Linked DNA regions of Homo sapiens: region 2 is linked to region 1. A link is a loop called in an ENCODE intact Hi-C map of the cell type or tissue named here. Cell type or tissue: mammary epithelial cell. All regions are shown on one strand. Links, peaks and the distances in the headings refer to the core of each region. The heading gives the core; the rest is flanking DNA.

Region 1 (10,500 bases), core at 4,302-6,801:
GGCAAGGACTTTGTGACTGCCACAAAGAATAAAATATGGCAGAAGTGATACTCCTGTTATATAGTTTCCAGATATTATTTGGATTAACTTGGCAGAATTTCCTATTAATTCACCAGGAAAGGTCAGAGTTCAGGACCATTTGGAGGTGGAAGTGGGAATGGGAGTGGGTGTCAAGAACATCCTACAAATCAACTCTTCCAGATGACAATTTCCCACCTGGGATTCAGCCAGTGTTTACTGAGTGCCTACCATGAGTCAGACGCAGAACAGAGTCCCCGCCCTAAAGGAGCACAGTATAATTGGGGAGGCAGGCACATCCACACTCAGAAGTAATTATAATGCAATAAGTTAAGTTGCCGTTAAAAATAAAAGTTTTGGGGTACTTTGGGAACAGTCAGGAGTATCAATCTCAAATGTTTAGTCTGGGATGGTTCCTATCCATTCAGAGGTGTAAATGTCATCTCATGGTTTTTAGCCCTTGGAATCTAAATCCCTAGTCCAATCCCTAGAACTAAAGGCTTGTGGTACACCCTTGCTTAGAAACAGTCCAGGCTTAATAAATATCTTTTTACATTTTATATAACCCTGTGGAAGACAGGGTTAGCTGTCCCCAAAAATCTACTGTCCCATTCTCCAGAATAACAGGAACCCTGTGTTTTTTGGCTGGGTTTCATGGCCACCTGGAATAGGGATTACATTTCTCAGCCTCCCCTCCTTGAAGCTATATGTGGCCATATGACCAAGTTCTGGCCAATGAGATGTATAGTAGGTGATAAATAAAACTTTTGAGTTGTGTCCTTAAAGGGAGGGAACATGCCCTTCTTGACACCATTTCCTCCTCCTTCCTGCCTGAAATAAGGACATGGTATTGAGGTATTCTGTATGATGCAGATGAAAGAAATGCCTTAGAAATGGCCAAACATGGGTTTCTTGTACCTTAGAGCTCTGTTCCAGCTCTGGTCTGCCTAGCAGCAGACTATTGCTATTCCATGAGAGAGAAATAAGCCCTTGTCCTATTTAAGACACTATTATTTGAGGGGTTATATTAGTCTGGGTTCTTCAGAGAAACAGAACCAACAGGGGATAGGTATGTATATTGTCTTACTTGGTTACGAAGGCTGAGAAGTCCCAAGATCTGTATCGGCAAGCTGGAGACCCAGGAGAGCTGATAAGGTAGTTCTAGCACAAATCCAAAGGCCCAGGAACGAGGAGAGCCAACAGTGGAAGTTTTAGTCCAAGCCCAAAGGCCTGAGAACTAGCAGAGATAATTGTGTAAGTTCCAATCTAAATCTGAGCCCAAGTCCAAATGCAGGAGAAAACCCATGCCCCAGCTCCAAGACAGAGAGCAGATCCTCTCTTCCTCAGCCTTTCATTCTGTTCATCCCTTCAATGGATTGGAGGATGCCTACCCACATTGGAGAGGGCCATCTGCTTTATTCAGTTTACCAATTCAGAGGTTCATCTCCTCCAGAAACGCCTTCACAGAGGGACTCATCCAGAATAATGTCTAACCAAACATCTGAATATTCCATGGCCCAGTCAAGCTGACACATAAGATTTATCATCACAGGGGTCTGTGTTACTAAATCAACTCCTAACAAAAATTGTCCATTAACTTAAACCATTAGCTATTTATTCCTGTGTGCATGCCTACCCCCTCCTCCCCCAACACACACACACACACACACACACACACACACACACACACACACACGCACTCACTGTGCCCTAGCTCCCAGTAGACACTCGAGAATGAACTGAAGAATTTGTTGTTTGATGAGATCAATGGCACAGTCACTAGCATCAATGCTTCCTGCTCTCTGGGGTACCAGCTCCCAAGTGTGCAAGATTAATCTTTCCCACAGGGTTCTGATGCCCCTGAGGGTACCTGCTGGCAGTATGTCATGTGATATGCAAAGTACCTCTTTCCTAGAGACCATTTTGCTCCAAAATGTGATGAAAATAGTTTTGAATTCTTCATCTCTTAAAAGGGTTTTTTTTCTTTAATATGCACAAGACAAAAGCCACAGAATTCTACTTTCTAGTGTCAGCCAATCTTGTACTTTCCATGAACACCAGGAAAGCAGGAAGCATTTATGTGTAAGGAATGATTGAAAGCATTGTTCTTTTTATGTTATCAGTGAAGCCTCAGCAGTATCCCGGTGAACTGGGTCTATTGCTTTAGGGAGAGGAGATTAAGCCAGCCTTAGCCTAAGCATGCTCTGTTGATGGATGTTACATGGGAAAAGAAAGGAAAGGTTTCGTGGTCAAATGAGTTTGGGAAAAGCCTAATTAGAAACTATAAACAAGTTTCTTTGCTGTGGGATTTCTCAGAGCTTTCAATGTGGTGATGTGCATTATGAATCTCAAACAGAAGACCTAGTTTGCAGAGCTGCCCATAGAACAGCTTCTCGTGCACAATTTCATAGTGAAGCATTTCCAAGGAACTCCCTTGTGAATTATGTGATGTGACTGTTCTCACTGTCAGTCATGTCTGTAGAGGGGCAGGAACATATTTTCAGTCTATTAAATTCTAAGAAGTAAATTGCCTGCCCACTCCTGGTATTTTGCCCTTCCCCTTTCTTACTCTCCCCTTCCCATCATGGTGGTTAGTTTTATGTATCAACTTACACAGGTAGGAGTACTCGGTTATCCAATCAAACACTAATCTAAATATTGCTGTGAAGGTATTTTGTAGATATATAATAGTTAACACCTCTGATCAGGCTAAATATCGCTGTGAAGGTATTTTGTAGATATATAATAGTTAACACCTCTGATCAGGCAACTTTAAGTAAAGAAGATTGGCCTTGATTACATGGGTGAGCTTCATCTAATCTGTTGAAAGTCCTGACAGCAAAACTGAAGTGTCCTCAAGGAAGAAGAAATTCCACCTATAGCCTGCAGCACAGCTTCCACCTGAGAGTCTTCCAGCCTGCCCACCTGCCCTACATGATTTGGGATTGTTCAGTCAGAACCTATTAATACAATTATGTAAGCCAATTCCTTGGAAACAGAAAGATATAGAGAAATCAACATGGATATTCGTGTGTGTATGAGCATGTGCGCAAACGCGGAGGCAGGCAGCAGCAGGGAGCAGGGGTGTCACGAGGTTCGTGTATCCTCCTTCCTCTGTTTCTCTAGTAGAACCCTGACTGACCCACCATTGAAACAGATCAGAGGCCAGGCACAGTGGCTCATGCCTGTAATCCCAGCACTTTGGGAGGCCAAGGCAGGCAGATCACCTGAGGTCAGGAGTTCAAGACCAGCCTGGCCAACGTGGTGAAACCCTGTCTCTACTAAAAGTACAAAAATTAGCCGGGTGCGGTGTTGCATGCCTGTAATCCCAGCTACTTGGGAGCCTGAGGCAAGAGAATCACTTGAACCCAGGAGGCGGACATTGCCATGAGCCAAGATTGTGCCACTGTACTCCAGCCCAGGTGACAGAGTGAGACCCTGTCTCAAAAAAAAAAAAAAACAGATCAGCAGGCAGCCTCCTGCTTCCTGCTCAGAACATGGAAAAGTGAGGGACATGGGCCTAACTGGAGAGGCAGTATAGCACAGTGATTAGGACGAGCGACTTGGCAACAGATGGCCTGGGTTTTCATCTCCTCTGCCACTTCTTGTGTGACCTTAGGCAATTTCCTTTTATCTCTCTTTGCTTTAGTTTCCACATCTGTAAAATGAAGCTATTAATAGTACCTACTTCATTATGAGGTTTAATGTTAATCCACAAAGCGCACTTAGGAAAGCACCTAGCACATAGTAAGCTTAATAAAATGTTAGCTATAACTGTTATTTCTTGAAGAGAGTAATCTAGAAGCACCTCTACCCACCCACCCCCACTGCTACCCAGGGCAGGGGAGGCCTCTCTTTCCAGGAGCTGGAGGCAAGGAAACTTTCCCTCTTAAAAAATCTTCTGAGAAAATAGGATTGCGGTGCAGAAGACAGGGGTCTTCTCCCTGGATTACCGAGGGCACCTATGCCCCACCCCTAGGGTTCAGCATGGGCCAGGACACATCCTCTCTCTTCAAGTCTGGTTGATATCAAGTAACATCATTTAACTAGAACTTGATCACTTACAAAAGATCTCCTCCATATGGTCCATTTGGCCCACATCACAGTGGTGTGAAGTGTAATTATTCCCATTTTTCATATGGGGACACTGAGGATCAGAACAGTCACGTGACTTTTCCAACTTCACAGAGCTTGATGCAGATGAGATGAAAAGCAAACCCAATGTTCTTCCCCCAGATCAATGGCCCTCTCATGTGTATGTCTCATTTGGTCTCCCGTGTCTCTTTCTGTCTTTCTCTATGTCTCTCTCTGTCCCTTTTTCTTTTTGATGACTATTTGGCTGTCTTTTTCTCCCACATTTTCTTCTCTAATTTTCATTTCTCTTCCCCCTTTCTTCCTCCTTTTCTTTTCTGAGAGACAGAGTCTCACTCTATCACTGAGGCTGGAGTGCAATGGCACAATCTCAGCTCATTGCAACCTCAGCCTCCTGGGTTCCAGCGATTCTCCCACCTCAGCCCCCGAGTAGCTGGGATTACAGGTTTGTACCACCATGTCCAGCTAATTTTTATATTTTTTGTAGAGATGAGAATCTCGCCATGTTGCCCAGGCTGGTCTCGAACTCGTGAGCTCAAGTGATCTACCTGCCCTGGCCTCCCAAAGTGTTAGGAATACAAGCATGAGCCACTGCACCCAGCCGTTTTTCTTTCTCTTTTCCCTTTCTCTTTCTTCTTAGTTCAGACCTTGGATTCCCCACAATCCATCTAAAACAAAAGGGGCTTAGGGTAATTAGCAGCCCAAGGCGATTCCAACTCCCATTGCCATTGGCGGGGATTGAGCTGTGTGTGTGGAAATACAGGACAACTTTGTTACTCCAGGAATAAGGGCAGAAGAGCTGCTCCTAATAGGGAGAGAGAGAAGCAAGCACTGCCAAAAGCAGCCCCCTCAGCCATCCTGTCCTCTTTTTTCATTTCCATTCTACCCTCATTATAATCCTGTTACGATTATTCTCCTGGAACCCACGGCTTATCCTAAGGGGAGAGAAACTCAAAGAAATAGAGGTGGTAGCGGCACCTCTAAAGGGAAGAGAGAAGCAAGCCTAACCCTGGGCAGAGAAGTGGCTCTGACAGCTGAAGAAGTGAATTCCCATGCAATTTCCCTCATTACGGGAATTGTGTAACTGTTCAGAAGAAAGAAACACAGTTCACTGCATCTGAGAGCCTCTGAAATGGCTGCCCAAGCTACAGGAAGCGCATCATTTTCCCTCCCCACAGTAATGAAGAGCCACAACCAACTGGGCAGAGAAAGGGCGCCACCTCCTGGCAAGACACGAGTTTAGGACCAACAGTTCATGACCCAAGTCACACCTACTACAGGGCAATTTTGCACAACCTTCACTGCCCTATGCTACTGTCACCCATGGCCCCTTTTAGGCCTTGGAAATTAGCAGACTCAGTTGAGCCATGACAAGATGACCCTGCCTCCACTCGACAATTAAATTCAACAAGATCACTATCCTTGTCGGCACAGCCATGTTTAGTTGGGCAACTGTCTTAACATTGTATTGAATTTGCTGTATTTTTTTTAATAACTGGGAAAAGAAAGAGGAAAGTGAGAAGGTAAAAAGTCTTACAAATTTAGGACAACGGAATCAAAGGTGAATATCATCAGGCTTGTCCAAAGTGTTGAATCATTAGTCTTGACTGGCCACCCAGCTCCTCCAGCCAGCCAGCCAGTCTGTGTTCAACTGTAAAGGCAAAAAGAGAAATTAAAGACATTCTAGGGTGCTAGAAATAGAGCAATAGATGTGGTATCTGAAAGGCAAGATGTAACTAGGGCTTATATAATTTGATGAATACCCTTGATAACATGTAAGTGTATTGTTTGGCTTTCAGACATTCTTTTTGTGTGTGTGTGAAATGGAGTCTCACTCTGTTGCCCAGGCTGGAGTGCAGTGGCATGATCCCGGCTCACTGCAACCTCCACCTACCAGGTTCAAGTGATTCTCCTGCCTCAACCTCCCCAGTAGCTGGGACTACAGGCACCCACCACCATGCCCCGCTAATTTTTGTATTTTTAGTAGAGACAGATTTCAGTATGTTGGCCAAACTGGTCTCCCACTCCTGACCTCAGGTGATCCGCCCACCTCAGCCTCCCAAAGTGCTGGGATTAAAGGCGTGAGCCACCATGCCTGGCCAGCTTTCAGATATTCTGCTTCTATATGTTTTATCTGAAAGTATATTATGACCAAAGCAAAGGTAGCAGTATCTTCCCGGCTTCGAGGTACAGGCCAAGCAGTAAGTGATTAGACTCCGTTTCCCCAGAAATGACACCCTCTGACACCATCAGAAAGGAGCTGGGGACAACATGGTGTGAGAAGACCACATGGGACCAAAGACCTGAATTCAAATCCTAACTCTCCTATTTTAAAGCTCTGACTTTCAGAAAGTGAGAATAAATCTCTCTGGTCTCAGTTTTTTAATCTGTAAAATGGGAATGATAACAATAGCTGCCAAACCTATCTTCCAGAGTTGTATAAGGCTCAAATGAGATCAGGTCAAGGAAATGGGGAAGGAGCCTAATGGCCGAATGTGTCCATGCTGGCAGTGGGCTAAGCATTTTATGTGCACCATCTCCTTTAATCCCATAAGGACTATATTATTACCTGCACCCCACAAATGAGAACATTTGCAGAAGTAAATTTTCCAAAGATCCCACAAGTCATTAGTAGGTAGAATTTAAATTTAAGAGCACCTGACTTTTTATACAATATTTAATAAAATACCATAAAAATGTAAGGGGAGTTTTTATCTAGGAAATTTATATGTGAAATTTCTGGGCCCTTCTTCCCACTTCCCTTGCTCTTTGCCCTAGACCTCAGATTCTCTCTCCGACAAAAGCCCCCAATTCTGGGTCCTGGAAAGTTCCAGTATGAGTTGTCTAGATGTCTCTGTAACCTGAAGTGAAGGGGCCTTCTCATGGGACTGCCTGTCTTCCTAATTTCTCTCTAGAGGCCAAGTGAATCACTTTCCCTTCTAAGGGAATTCCCAACACCAAGGAGCTGAAGAAGCCTGTGGTTTCTGGGAGCAGAGATGTTCTCATAGTTGCCAAAGCCACATCACCTACAGGCTCCATTTAGGATGGACCTTACTGTTCCTATTATGGACCACTATAACCATTCTTCTTACAATGCCCCTGAATGCCCATCCGAGATGGACTCCCAGGATGGATAGACCAGTTGTCAGTCCCAGTGTAGAATTCTATTATGTTCTATTATGCATTCCCATCTGATATGGTTTGACTGTGTCCCCACCAAAATCTCATCTTGAATTCTCATGTGTTGTGGGAGGAACCCCGTGGGAGGTAATTGAATCATGGGGGCAAGTCTTTTCCATGCTGTTCTCATGATAGTGAATAAGTCTCACGAGATCTGATAGTTTGGAAAAAAGGAGTTTCCCTGCACAAGCTCTCCCTTTCTTTGCCTGCTGCCATCCAGGTAAGACATGACTTGCTCCTCCTTGCCTTCTGCCATGATTGTGAGGTTTCCAGCCACATGGAACTATAAGTCCAATTAAATCTCTTTCTTTTGTAAATTTCCCATTTTCGGGTGTGTCTTTATCAGCAGCGTGAAAATGGACTAATACTTCACCAATCTCTCAGAGCCCCTGAATTCCATGCCAGGAAAACAACTGCCTTCTCCATCTCCACCTGCTAGTCCCAAGGTATCTCAAACTCAAACCCTCTAAACAACCAAAGTGTCTCAGTCAATAGCATGACCTTTCACACAGGCACCAAAGCAAATTCCACAGTGTCTGACACATAGTAGGGATTCAATAAACACTTGTTAAGTTCATTCATTGAACAAAAACATTGATTGAAGGTCATCAGTGTGTCAGACATTCTTCTTGGAGCTGGGGATACTGTGGTAAACAAGTTAGATGAAGGATGAGAAGGAGACGAGAGATAAGTATGTAATATAACTTTGTGTAGTTTAAGTACAAAAAGAAAGTTACGCAGAATAAGGAGGTAGAGGGAGATGAGTGTGAAGTGGAGGGAGGGGTCTGTTTTAGATAGAGCAGTCAAGATAGGACCCTCTGAGGAGTGACGTTTGAGCAGAGACCAAGTTGGAGGAGGATATGAGATATTCAGATATTCAGAAGGAAAATATTCCAGGGGATGGCAAGTATGAAGGCCCTGAGACAGGACCAACTTGGAAGTTTGAGTACAAACAAGAAGGCCAAGATAGCCAGAGCAGAATGCACCAGGAGACAGACAGTAGGAGATGAGGTTGGAAAGATAGGCCAAGTAGGGTCCTGCGGGGCCCAAAGACCTGGGAAAGGACTAAGACTGGAAGTCTTTGAAGGCTTTGATCAGGGAGTGAAATGATCTGACTTACATTTTAGAAGATAATTATATCTTGTGACTAATGTATATTCTTATATAACACATATTTTCATGACTTGCATATATTCATATATTATAGATATTAATATATGTATAACTTACATATATTCCACTGTACATATCAAATATTACTTAATTTGGAATTTAAAATCTAAGTTTTAGCTCAAAATATTCAGAATGGAATACTAATTAGCCATGAGGCACACTTCTATTGTCAGTCTTCATATGACAGGGAAAATAATTTAAATATAAGTAGGCGCTAACTAGCTATAGTATATTCTGAATAAAGAATAGGGTCTGGATCTAGAATAATAGTCTGAAAACAGTTATGGTTCCTTGCAAGCCCATAAAAGGCCAATAATTTATTTCATAATCTTTGAATTCATTTCTTTTTTGCAAGATTGTTGACGAGTTCAAAAGAAAATATTACAATGTATTTTAAATGCCTTGAGAAATACTTTTTATGCTATTTTTTGAGCTGTGGTAAAAATATACATAACAAAATCTGCTATTTTAACTATTTTTAAGTGTGCAGTTCAATGGCATTAAGCCGTTTCACAGTGTTGTGCAACCACCACCATCACCCACCTGCAGACCTTTTTTTTTTGTCATGCAAAACTGAAACTCTGTAACCTATTAAACAATAACTCCTCATTCTCATTTCACCCCCAATCCTCTTTTAACTTTCCATCTCTGTGATTTTTACTAGTCTAGGCATCTCAAATAAGTGAAATCATAGAGTATTTGTCCTTTTGTGACCAGCTTATTTCACAATGTTTTCAAGGTTCATCCATGTTTAGCATGTGACAGAATGTCCTTCCTTTTTCAAGGCTGAATAATATCCCACTGGATGTATAGACCACACTTTGTTTATCCATTCACCTCTCACCGAACACCTGGGTTGCCTCCACCTCTTGACTATTATGAATGATGTTGCTATGAATGTGAGTGTACAATTATCTGTTCATATCCCTGCTCTCAATTATTTGGGGTATATCCTCAGAAATTGAATTGCTGAATCTATCTTTTAATTTATTTGAGGAATGATCAGACTGATTTCCACAGTGGCTATTTTACATTCTCATCAGCAGTTCACAAGGGTTCCAATTTCTCCACATCCTCAACAATACTTGTTATTTTCCGTTGTTGTTGGTTTTTTATCGTAGCCATCCTAATGAGCGTGAGATGGTATCTCACTCTGGTTTTGATTGTATTTCCCTAGTGATTAGTGACGCTGGACAGCTTTTTATGTGCTTGTTGACTGTTTGTATATCTTCTTTGGAAAAATGTCTATTCAAGTCCTTTGCCCATTTTTTAATCAGGTTGGTTTTTTGTTTTTGAGTTGTATGAGTTATTTATATGTTCTGGATATTAACTCCTTATCAGATATATGGTTTGCAAATATTTTTTCCCATTCCATGGGTTGCGTTTTCACCCTGTTGACAGTTTATTTTGATGACTAACAGTTTTAGGCCAGGTGCCATGGCTCACACTTATAATCCCAGCACTTTGGGAGGCTGAGGCAGGAGGATCACCTGAGGTTAGGAGTTCGAGACCAGCCTGGCCAACATGGTGAAACCCTGTCTCTACTAAAAATAAAAAAATTAGCCAGGTGTGGTGCCACGCACCTGTAGTCCCAGCTAACTTGGGAGGCTGAGGCAGGAGACTCGCTTGAACCTGGGAGGTGGAGGTTGCAGTGAGCCAAGATCATGCCACTACACTCCAGCTTGGGCAACAGAGCAAGACTCCGTCTCAAACAAACAAACAAAACACAGTTTTAATTTTTGTATAATTTACCTATTTTTTATTTTGTTGTCTAAGCTTTTTGTTTCCCACCTAAGGAATGTTTTTTAAATTATTCTGACTGCCATTTTGAAAATTGACTATACTGGATCAAGAATGAAAACAGAGAGGAAGTATCTATAATGACAGAGGAAAGTTTATAGGATTATGGACTAAAGTGGTCTATAGTAGGGATGGAGAAAAGTAGATAGATTTTGGGATACGTTTTGAAGATAAAATAGATACAACCTGATTAGTTGGATGAGAGATACAAAGAAAAAAAAGAATAAAGAATGACTC
Region 2 (10,500 bases), core at 3,885-6,384, 810 kb before region 1:
AAATCCTCATTCTAACCCTGAAAGATGGGTGCTATCATTATTCTCATTTTACAGGTGAGAAAACATGCTACCAAACTTATTAAAATTATATAATAATGGAGAAAGTAAGTGGCTCAGTTGTTAACATAGCACTCTTCGTTAAAATCTTGGTGAGAGGTAATCAAGGCAGAGGAGCTGAAAAACAACTAGAATTCTGAATCCACCACTTTACTAATTTATTCTTTCATTTTTAAGATATGAATATCCAAGTAATGTGTGTTAGGCTTTTGCTAGACACTGGAGGGAGAGTGAAAAAACAAAAAAACAATGAACTAGAAAAATGTTCCAAAATGAAGGAGACAGAAACAATTCATAAGTGAGAGAAACCAAAAATAGAATTGATAAAAAATGATTTGGGAAAACATCATCATAAGTGAATTTGAGAAAAGTATCTGAGTTTTCTTAAAGAATCCTTCACCTACAAGCCTTTCCAGACAGTGGGCATAGTCACAAAATGTTCTAAGCCCTCATCATCCAAGATGGTGCCAGAAAAACATGAAAGAGCCTGGGAAGTTAATTCTTAAGGAGCTCCAGGAACCCGGGTGAAAGAAAGAATTATTCACTAACACCCTTAAAGAAAGGAAATAGAAAACAAGTGGAAGACGGTTTACAATAATAATAATAATCATCATCATCATCCATCTGGTTCTAAATACCAACAAAGCCAAAGACAGATTTCTAGCAAAGCAGAGACACTTCTTAATAATTCTAAGTGGCCAGGTCAGAAGTGACTCTAGTCTGTTCTTCTCAGCTCGATCAAAACAAGTCAGTGGACTTCTGTGACATGATAGGAATCTTGAAAAAACACTCAGACTCTTAAATTAGGAGTAAGTGGGTTTTAATTGTAGCTCTACAAAATACCAGCTGTGTGGCCTGAGGCATGTTGCTTAAAGACTCCCAGTTTTAATTTCATCATGTGGAAAATAGAGATAATGATAGAACCCACCTCATAAGTCAGTAAAGATTAAATGTAGTAATGTGTGTGAATTGCTTAACAAAGCATTTGATACCTAGCACATGTTTTGTTGCTGATAAGTACTAATAGTATTATCATCTAATTAGATTGACTGATTACTGTGGCTAGAATAATTACTAAATTTGATCAGAAGTGTTTCTTTACTGTTTTACTAATTCTCTTCGAGTGATGCATTACCGTGTGGCTTGCCTGGGCTAATGGAGCGAATGTGAAAGTAAAGTGTCACTTCTGGATAGAAACCTTTCAAAGCCAGTCAGAATTCACCTGATTTCCTTCCTGCTTCCAGGGTGACGAGCAACATTCTGGATAGTAAAGGCTCCCTCAGTCTAGGTCCCTTAACAATGATGACACAAAGCATACTCTTGCCAACCTGTGATGAGCATGAAGTATGAAGTGAGAAATAAACTCCATTCTGCTAGCTCCTGAGGTATGGGGTTGGCTTGTTACCACAACACAGCCTAACCTATTCTGACTATCCCAACAGTATTCTAGATTTGTTTTGACTTTTAACTTCTAAGTAATATAAATGCTTTCAGTTTTTATATATTGATCCAATCTCTTTTCATTCTTGTTACCTTTATGTCCTCTTCAAATGTTTCTAAATCAAGGCTGCCTGATAGATTGAAATTCCCATAGGACAAAGACTGTGATTTTGAATTCTCTTCAGGTAACAGAACTTAAAACAATGCTAAAATCAAATCTGGCATTTAATAAATGCCTCTTTGACAATGGCAATGACAGTGATGATCATAAAACCATCTTCATGATAATCTCTTTATGTCCATTCCTACTTAATTCTCACTACTCAAATAGTTCTCTCAGAAGAAAGACAGATATTTTAGAAACAACTGTCACTAAAGAAGGCATACAGGTAGGTATTTTGCTCTCTGTTTCAAACCTATTCTGAGAATAGAAAAACAAATCTTAAAGCTGATATTCTTGGATCTTGCATTAATGCTCCAGAATAAGTAACAAAACCTCAAATGTGTTCATGTTCTATAAAGGAAGCATAAAAACATTAGTCTTTATACAAGTTTTCCTTATTGGATCAGTGATGTGTAAAAACACTCAAATAATATTTGCTGGACTCAGAAATAAGCAAGAGCTAGCTGTGTAGTGTTTATGCATGCAGATGTGGTGGGCTCTTTTTATTCTTGTGGAACCCTCCAGCATTCTAAGACTTTCTTGCTCCAGTGAGGCCAGAGTGACAAGGTTGGTCAGCATGGCTTAGGCAGGGTGTAGCAGGAGGCAGAAAGGTTGGCAGAGAGGGTGGTGAACATGTGATTGAGTGAGGCAACATACTCGCCCTTTACACTTGCATCCCTTATCTCACTCGAAGAGTAGTCTGTCCATCCAGCCCCAAGGGGTGTGCAGTCCATCTCAGGATCTGCACCTCCTTCACTCCAGATAGTGCTGTCATCAGTGAGGAAAGCTCAGCTGAAGAGCTTGGACAGATGAAAAGCATAAAAGGGGAAAAGAAGACTGAAGTACTTGGGCAGATCAAGAGGAAAGTACATGAGCTCCATTGCTTTTAAGATAAAAAAGCAAAATCCTTATCACGACTGACTGTGTCCTCCATTATCTGACCCTTTCCACACTCTCTAAGCTCATCCCTCACTTTTCCTCAGCCACATTCATGTTAAGTTCCTTAAAGATCTTTGGCACATCCCTCTTTCTTAGCCTAGTAACTCCTAGCCATCATTCTAAGTCCAGCACAAATGTGCTCAGCAAAGCCTTTCGTGATGCTCCATGGCCATCCCAGAATAGAGCAGCTCTTCTAGTCATATATTTTCACACAATTTAAAATTTCCCCTTATGGCTCTTATGAAGTCAAGTTGTTAACTTTGCACCAGTACATTTATTTTAGTATCTGTCTCTAGCACTAACAATTAAGCTATATGAGGGAAGAGAAAGCATCCACTCACCAACGGATCTCCAGCACCCACTATTCTCCCTGAGACAGGCATAGTTTTCAGCAAATAACCTAAATGAGCAAGGCTAGTAGAGGGTATGAAGCACAGCATGCCTATGAGCTTCATCTCTTTTGGACAAAGCCACCTTTTTCTCCCTTCCAGCAGCTCCTTCTCTGAGGCCACCTACCCCTGCACAGCTCTTGGCCAGAAAGAATCTCAGTTGAACAGCATATTAGATGGAAGTGCCCAATCAATAGGAACTGTCCCCAGAATTGCAATATGGCTAGAGAGAGGATTTGACCTTTAAACTTCTAGGCAAGAAAGACAAGCTTTTCCTTTACTCTCCTTGGCCAAAACTACTAGAATGTGATCCTAATGGAGATTGATTGTCAAATTCCCCTGAAGGCATTTATGAAAATTTAGGATCCTAAGAATTCTCTTCATGTGCCTCAACTTCTGCATCTGTAAGATGGAAAGAATAGTACAAACCTCTCAAGATTATTTTGAGAACTAAGACAAATAATGTATGCAACAGTGTTTACCAGAGGCCTGGAAGACACAGTGCTCCAGAAATGGCAGCTATTATTAACATAATGATTCAACACATAGGATTTTAATTTTATATTATACTATAGTTACTAGGAATATCTATGTATCTACTTCTACACAATAAAAAAATCTGTAGAAATTAATGTTACAAGAACGAGGTAATATTTTTAAGTGAGGTTGTTAGCCTACTTAATTAATCTTATCATAGATTTAAAAGCATAGAATGGTCTAAGATAGATTTTCTGAAGCACTGCTAAAATAAAGAAGTATTTTAAAGACTTTTTAAATGGAAGAACATTTGCTAGGGAAAGTAAAGAGCATTAAAGACTTGGTTGTAAAAAGTTCAGTATATTCCACAGATAGTAGAGTTAAAGGGGGGCAAAGAAGATTATACTATTTCTATTTTATCCTCCTTGGTGATCACTCCATAGCTGATAATCTAATAACAAAAATCTAATCTATATAATTAATATCTCATTTATAGGTAAAATAATTTGTTATCTAATATGGCTCAGTGAAAACTCTGTTTAGCATTCTCTGGGCTTCTAATATAGATTCATGCTGAGGTTCCAAGAGATCAACTTGAAAATATGCTCTCTAATCCAACATAAGGCTAAAAATTATGAAGGCAAGATTTTGCATCTACACCAATATGTTTTCTGGAACACTGTAATGTGGCATAACAACACGCAAAGGTGGCTTTTCACTAAAGATGGAAGCCCAAATAACTGATGTGCTTCAATACAAAATCGAATTAAGAACAAATTTGTGGAGGGGAACAGTCAAAGCCTGAGACCAGAAGAACCCACAGGCGACTTCCACCTGCTCTAGAAGTGGCAGGGACAGGCATGGGGGTGGGGAGCAGGGAACAACCAAGAACAAGTATTTCTCAAAGGACACTTGCTCTTTCCAAAAGGATCAGAGAAAAGTACCATATGAGAGCATTCTCCACTCAAATAGAAAACATTCTCAAAGAGAAAAAAAAAAAACCCACAAAAATAAAGAGGCAAAGGACTAGGGTGAAGCATTTTCAGGTTTCCTTCCATAAACTTGTTTGACAAATTCCAGGATCACTCACCAGGCCCAAAGTGGCCACTATTCACAGTTGGATCCAACATTAAATCCCCAAATCAATAAACATTTTAAAGCCAACAAAGAGGGCCTTAGACACAAGGTGGAGAGAGGTTTGTTTTCATTTTAACAGGAACTTGGCTGCTATTTCTAACCCAAAAGTAATTTGCTTCTGGACTGAAAGAGAGAGAGACTTTAGATTTAAGGATAGTAATGCTGTAATTCTTAATAAACTATTGCAAATCAAGCATTCTGAATAGGGCTCGATAGAGGTGCATTCACAATCTCACTTTTCATTCATACTGTAGCCTCTCACACTAATCTCCGCCCAACTCCCAGGCAAAAGTTTCTTAATTAAGGATGGGGGGTGGACAGTAGGTGGCGATGTGGGTTAACAAGTGAACTTGAACACTGCCTTCACAGACTCCAGCCTTCAAAGGAGGGAGCAACTGATACTCCTTGTGGCCACTCTAAGGCTCAATAGAATAGAAGGAAGTGTGGATCTTCTCCGGCTTGCAGCAAGAAAATGGCTGACCCTGGAACACTGTAGAACATCAGCCCATGTCTTCCCTACTCATAGTCTATTATCTCCTCAGGTATGCCAATGCTGAAAGTATTTAAATAAAGTAAATTGTCCTATTCACATCTCAACATGGATTATACATAAAAGTAATTGTGCAGCAAATTAAATGAAAATAACAATTACATGTCATGAAATAAACTAATACTAGAGCCCACTAAACTATCATGGAGGACACAGGTTATGCTGTTTTATTTTCCTTTCTTTCTGAGGGCTCCAAATTAGAGCACCATGTTATTAAAAAAATATACATTTAAAAGACTAGGGTTCCTGAGTTGTGGTCCACAGACGAGCTACATCAGAATTACTGCACATGCTTATGAAAATGTATATCAGTCCCAACTCAACCTACTGAATCAGATGTTCTGAGCATGGAGCTGAGGAAACTACACTTTGGCCAGCTTCTCATTTAGGCAATAAAATTGCTCTTTATATCTTATACTTCACTGAATAGCCTCCCAAGAAGGAGGTGAAAACCTTTTGAATAACAATATTTATAGTAAAGGCAGCAGCAAAAGCTGGGATTTATAAGGAGAAAGTTGTTTTTCTGTCTCCCCTTTCCCCATCATGGCAGATAATAGAATAAGTAACATTCTCTTTCCTTTTTTGCTTTCATGTTGTGTCTTGCCTGTTTCCTAAGTCTCTGTGTTCTGGAAAATTTAAACATCTTAACTGTTTCTAGTGCATATGATTTTAATATTTATGGGTTTTAGATGACGTAGACACATTTTGAAAGAGACCTTAAAAATTGATTCAGTGTATTCTGTGTGCCAGAGCAAGATAATAAGCTTGACAAATTATAGGGCACCCCCACAGTGCCCCTACACATAGTACATTGGGGGACAATCAGGATGCCAAAAACCCTGTAATTAGAGGTGTTGTGGCTGGAAGGAGTCTTGATTACAAAAGCCTGAGAGCCTGTGCAAGATCATTTCTTTTTCTAAGAGAGGATCACCTTACTAGATAAGAAACACTGCATTTTCTACATAGCATAGACTTAGAGTCTTTGAGGGACAGGGGCCCTCTATCAATGTTGTACTTACTTATATTACATTTTTAGACCCAGCCACTTTGCAGAGTTTCTTTGACAAATGAAAGTCTTGGATAAGACCAAAGAATTATAAAGTTGGGACCTGTACATAGCTGAGTCTCCCAACAGAAAGTGCAGTAGGGAAAAAAAGCCTATGTATATAATAAACTAGAGCAATAGCAACAAAATAGACACAGTGGGTGAGAAATATAACAATTTCTCATCACTTACTCCCTCATCTCATTCAAAAGAGATAGGGACAAAAAGAAACTGGATGCCAAGTGCCCAGAGCATAGTGTACAAAGAACACAGATGCCCCACAACCTGAGTCCTAATAGCCTCTGATAATAAATCTCATGTCCCTGTGTGGGAGCCTGCCTTGCCCCAAACCTATCGCTTCCAATTCCTTCTCTGAAGATGTAACCAGCCCACTGCTGCCACCGCCGCCACCAGCCACCACCAACTGCAGGAGCAGCTGGTCGAATCCGTTTCAGCAGAGAATCTTAGTGAAGTGCGTAAATCCCATACGGGGTGGCTGCAAGCAGAGCTGTCATCAGCAGAGCTGAGCTATTTTTGGAACCATCTTAACTGATTGTCCGCCACCGCTATTCTCTACTCCTGCTTCCCTTTGCCGGTTCTCTCTCTCTCCCCTCCAACCTAAGACGCCCAAGACTGACTGATCAATAATATGATAAAAAGCAGACAGCTGAAGGGAACTGGTAAACAACTGACATAAGTAGATAGATACAGGAGTGATACACAATACAGAGAAGGTGATTAAGGCTAGGATGTCTTTAGCAAGACAGCCTGTAAAGAATTCAGGCATCACAGATGGACTGGGGGTGGGTTGGGAGGAGGAAGGGGAGGGGAAGAGTCTGCAACACAAAAAAAAATTCTCAAGGAGCATCCTCTCTCTCTTTTCTTCCCACTGTAGGCTGTATGTCGGTTCTTTATTTAGCAGGGCAGGGTCAAGTGTTTCATGCACAACTTGCTCCTTAACCTTCCAAAGCTTGCTGCTTTCAACACTGGTGTGTGCTGGTAGCCGCAGCAGTATCTGCACAATTCAGGTTATTAGCAAGAAGGCAGAGGAAATTCAGGAACACAGTTCAGGAGACCCAAACATATCAGTCCTCCTTGTACCTGAGTATCCAAAAACGAAGCTTTGTTCTCAGTGGTATGTTTAAAAAGGAGCCTCCTCACCTGGTTACCTTAGTTGCCAGGTAACACTGCAAGGGCCACGCAAGCCAGCCACTCAAAGGCCAGCTTCCCAGGAGTTAGCACGAATGAACCTGCTTCATTTTCCTAAAATAATGCAACTTTTTGCTTCAGCTTTTTAAGTCGGTTTGCCTCTCTGACCATTACTTGCATTCTTTCTTTCCAATCTCTTAATACTAGTAGTCAAGTAAAATAGACCAGTATTCAGGAAAGGGATTTCAAGGCAGAGGGACCCAGGTGCCAAGTGAGTCATTTATCCCCCTCCATCTTTCTTCTTTGTGCCCACCTCACCTTGAACAAATTATTCAACCTCTCAGCTGCCGGAGGAAACTTTGCAATACATAACGGAATCACATCACTCATTTATTTATAAATGTTTCCTCAAGCTTCCTGTCGCTCCTAGAATAAGATGCAAACTCCTTACCTTGGCCAGCAAGACCCTGCCTGATCCTTGCATCTTTTCCCACCACCACCCCTCCCTTGTTCACTCACCAGCCATACATACATTCTTTCTGTCCTGCAAACCCACCTACTGTGTTCCCACCTTCAATTGGCATGACCTGTAACCTAGCCTTACCTTCTGCACAACATATTTTCCTAGGAAAATTATGCTACTTATTTGTTGAGTTGCTAATGACCTGTCTCCTCTAAAATATAAGCTGTCTTGTTCACAACTACATTATCAGCACTTAGAAATATGGGTGCTCAATAAATAGTAGATGAATGTTTTTGAATGCACTAAGATTCCTCACTTCAAAGGGGAATAATAATACCTCTTTGGCAGGGTTGTTGGGAGGACTAAATAAGAAAAGGAATATAAATTGTTAACCACAGTGCCTGGAACACCTTAAAAACATTTAGATTTTTTCAGATTTGAAAGCCACTTCCTACCATTTTAACCACCAGAAACAATTTCCCTCTACCCTGATAGTTCAAAATCTTTGAATCTTTTTCAAATATTCTCTTCAAGTAAGTCTCCAAATTTTCCTGACCCAAGATTCCCCATCTTGACCAAGTTCTTTTGATGCTTTTCTTATTAAAATAGTCTTAGGAAAGCAGCAAAGTAAAGAATTATTTGAATCTCTCAGATTAAGTATGGGAACAAAACCAAGCATTCAGTCTTCAGTCCAAGGGATGTTCACCTTGCCATGCCTCAAGGGTGGATGGACACACTGCAATTCCCCTAGAGATGACAACAGGAGACTGCGGAAATGAATGGTCTGTAAACTTCACAAAGCTAGAAATCTTGGAGGCTTCCTGGCATTTATGGGCTCACAAAACCAAGGCTCTAAGGGTTCCTGAAGGAAGAGGTCACTCAAAAGACATGAGATCTTAAGCAATAGTGAAAAGTAACACAGTCAGGATCACTGAACACTTTAGAGTACTAATTACAGAATTTGTTAAAGAACCCTGAAAATAAGCTGTTTTACTTACCAAGCAATAGAAATAGAACTTGGGAGAGACAAGCAAAGGCACAGCCATGACTAACTTGAGCAACTCTCCTGAAGCATGGGGAATAGAGGAGCCTCAGCCTCATGGAGTCTATCTCCAACCCCTAGGTTACAAATCTTCAAGGGCAATAGCTTATGTCTTCCCCGGAAAGATGTTTTATGCGTGAAACTTAGATTGTAAATTCCATGTATACCAGACCTGCAGATGACTCTACAACTTTTGTATTTTACACAGTGCCTGGTACAGCTTCAACAGGATCAATGTTATCCAACTGACATCCAAGCTCCTCTTCAGTCCTACATAACAAGATGAGTTCTCTAAGGAACCAAAATCACTGAGTCACAGGGATACCGATAAGAATACTCAGTTTTCTATGATTCCAGTATTTGGCATTATTATTATTTAAACCACAGCTGAGTTCCATTTGTTTTTGACAGTTAGCAGGAAATATTCAAGGAGATGTCTTTTGCTTACAATGGTGCCTGCCTTTGATCTAGGCACTTTTATGCATTAATTAACCCTCTTGTCCTCCTCCTTTACCCCACTCCCCACTGAGAAACATGCTGGTATTGGCCTACTCTTGTACACCAAGGCACAGAGAGGATTTGTCCAAAGCCGACAGCAAGAGAACTAAGCTACACTTTCATGCTTACTTAGCCTAGTTGCAAAATCTCATGCCATGTGCCACCTTAAAATCAGCTGTTAGTTTAATTATGAAATACCTGAATGCTGTGTAATTACAGCTGTTTCTCATGAATTGCTGCCTCCTTATAAAGTAAAACATCCAGCTAAGTAGTAACACCTGGAATCTGGAATTATTTCTTTCTTTCTTGGCAAGAACAACTAAACAGAGTCGTTGATTGTATCAACATCTTAGGCAGACTTCTTGAAGTAGCCATCATTACCTTTGGCAGGTTTAAGTATATGCAACCAGAAAACTTGACAACCATTTTTGATTCAAGAGACAAAGCTCTTGAATTTGTCTCTTGCATTATTATTATTTAAACCACAGCTGAGTTCCATTCGTTTTTGAAAGTTAGTAGGAAATATTCAAGGAGATGTCTTTTGCTTACAGTGGTGCCTGCCTTTGATCTAGGCACTTTTATGCATTAATTAACCTTTTTGTCCTCCTCTTTTACCCCACTCCCCACTGAGAAACATGCTGGTATTACCCCACTCTTGTACACCAAGACACTAAGTCTTTTTCGACTTAGAAATAATTTTGTAAAATATTTATTTTGAAAGAATTTTTCATTTCAAGGTCAATGGAGGTAGAAAACCATCTTGCAGAAAAGAATTTCATATGTGATCCTGAACAAAGGCAAAGAATGAGACAGAACAATTTTATCGACTTAAATGAGGGTCCCACTATTTATTAAAAAAAACTGTGAATAGTGATGGTAATTACATTGATTTTTGCTATTACTAAAGCAAAAGACAAAGTGAATTGGGACAGCACTGGCATTCCAACCCACAGGACTTTTCAGGAAATGGAGCAACAGATGTTGATATTCACCCATGAAAACTCTGCTAAAATTGCAAATGAGTGAAAGTGCTATTGTTCTGTTGTTGTTTTTTTTTTTTTTTTTTTTTTTTTTTGACATGGAGTCTCCCTCTGTCACCCAGGCTGGAGTGTAGTGGCACAATCTTGGCTCACTGCAACGTCCGCCTCCTG

Evidence for each region. Peaks named below come from ENCODE experiments on the same cell type or tissue, not always from the same donor. Only the 100,000 strongest peaks of a DNase experiment are listed, where the experiment ranks them.
Region 2: a loop joins it to region 1, with 4 times the contacts of the local background. A loop is called at or near these places in 6 of 110 quality-filtered maps.

What each region holds. Positions count from the first base shown.
Region 1 is chr14:78,017,007-78,027,506 of GRCh38, reverse strand. No RefSeq gene overlaps it. Among named protein-coding and RNA genes, the nearest start is that of NRXN3, 150 kb to the left of the region's middle. In mammary epithelial cell, for the core only: a CTCF peak has its summit at 5,327 (motif pointing left); no DNase peak of the experiment used is centred there.
Region 2 is chr14:78,831,459-78,841,958 of GRCh38, reverse strand. The region is part of intron 10 of NRXN3 (neurexin 3); the gene reads right to left. Among named protein-coding and RNA genes, the nearest start is that of NRXN3-AS2, 130 kb to the right of the region's middle. In mammary epithelial cell, for the core only: a CTCF peak has its summit at 4,929 (motif pointing right); a DNase peak (open chromatin) is centred at 4,948.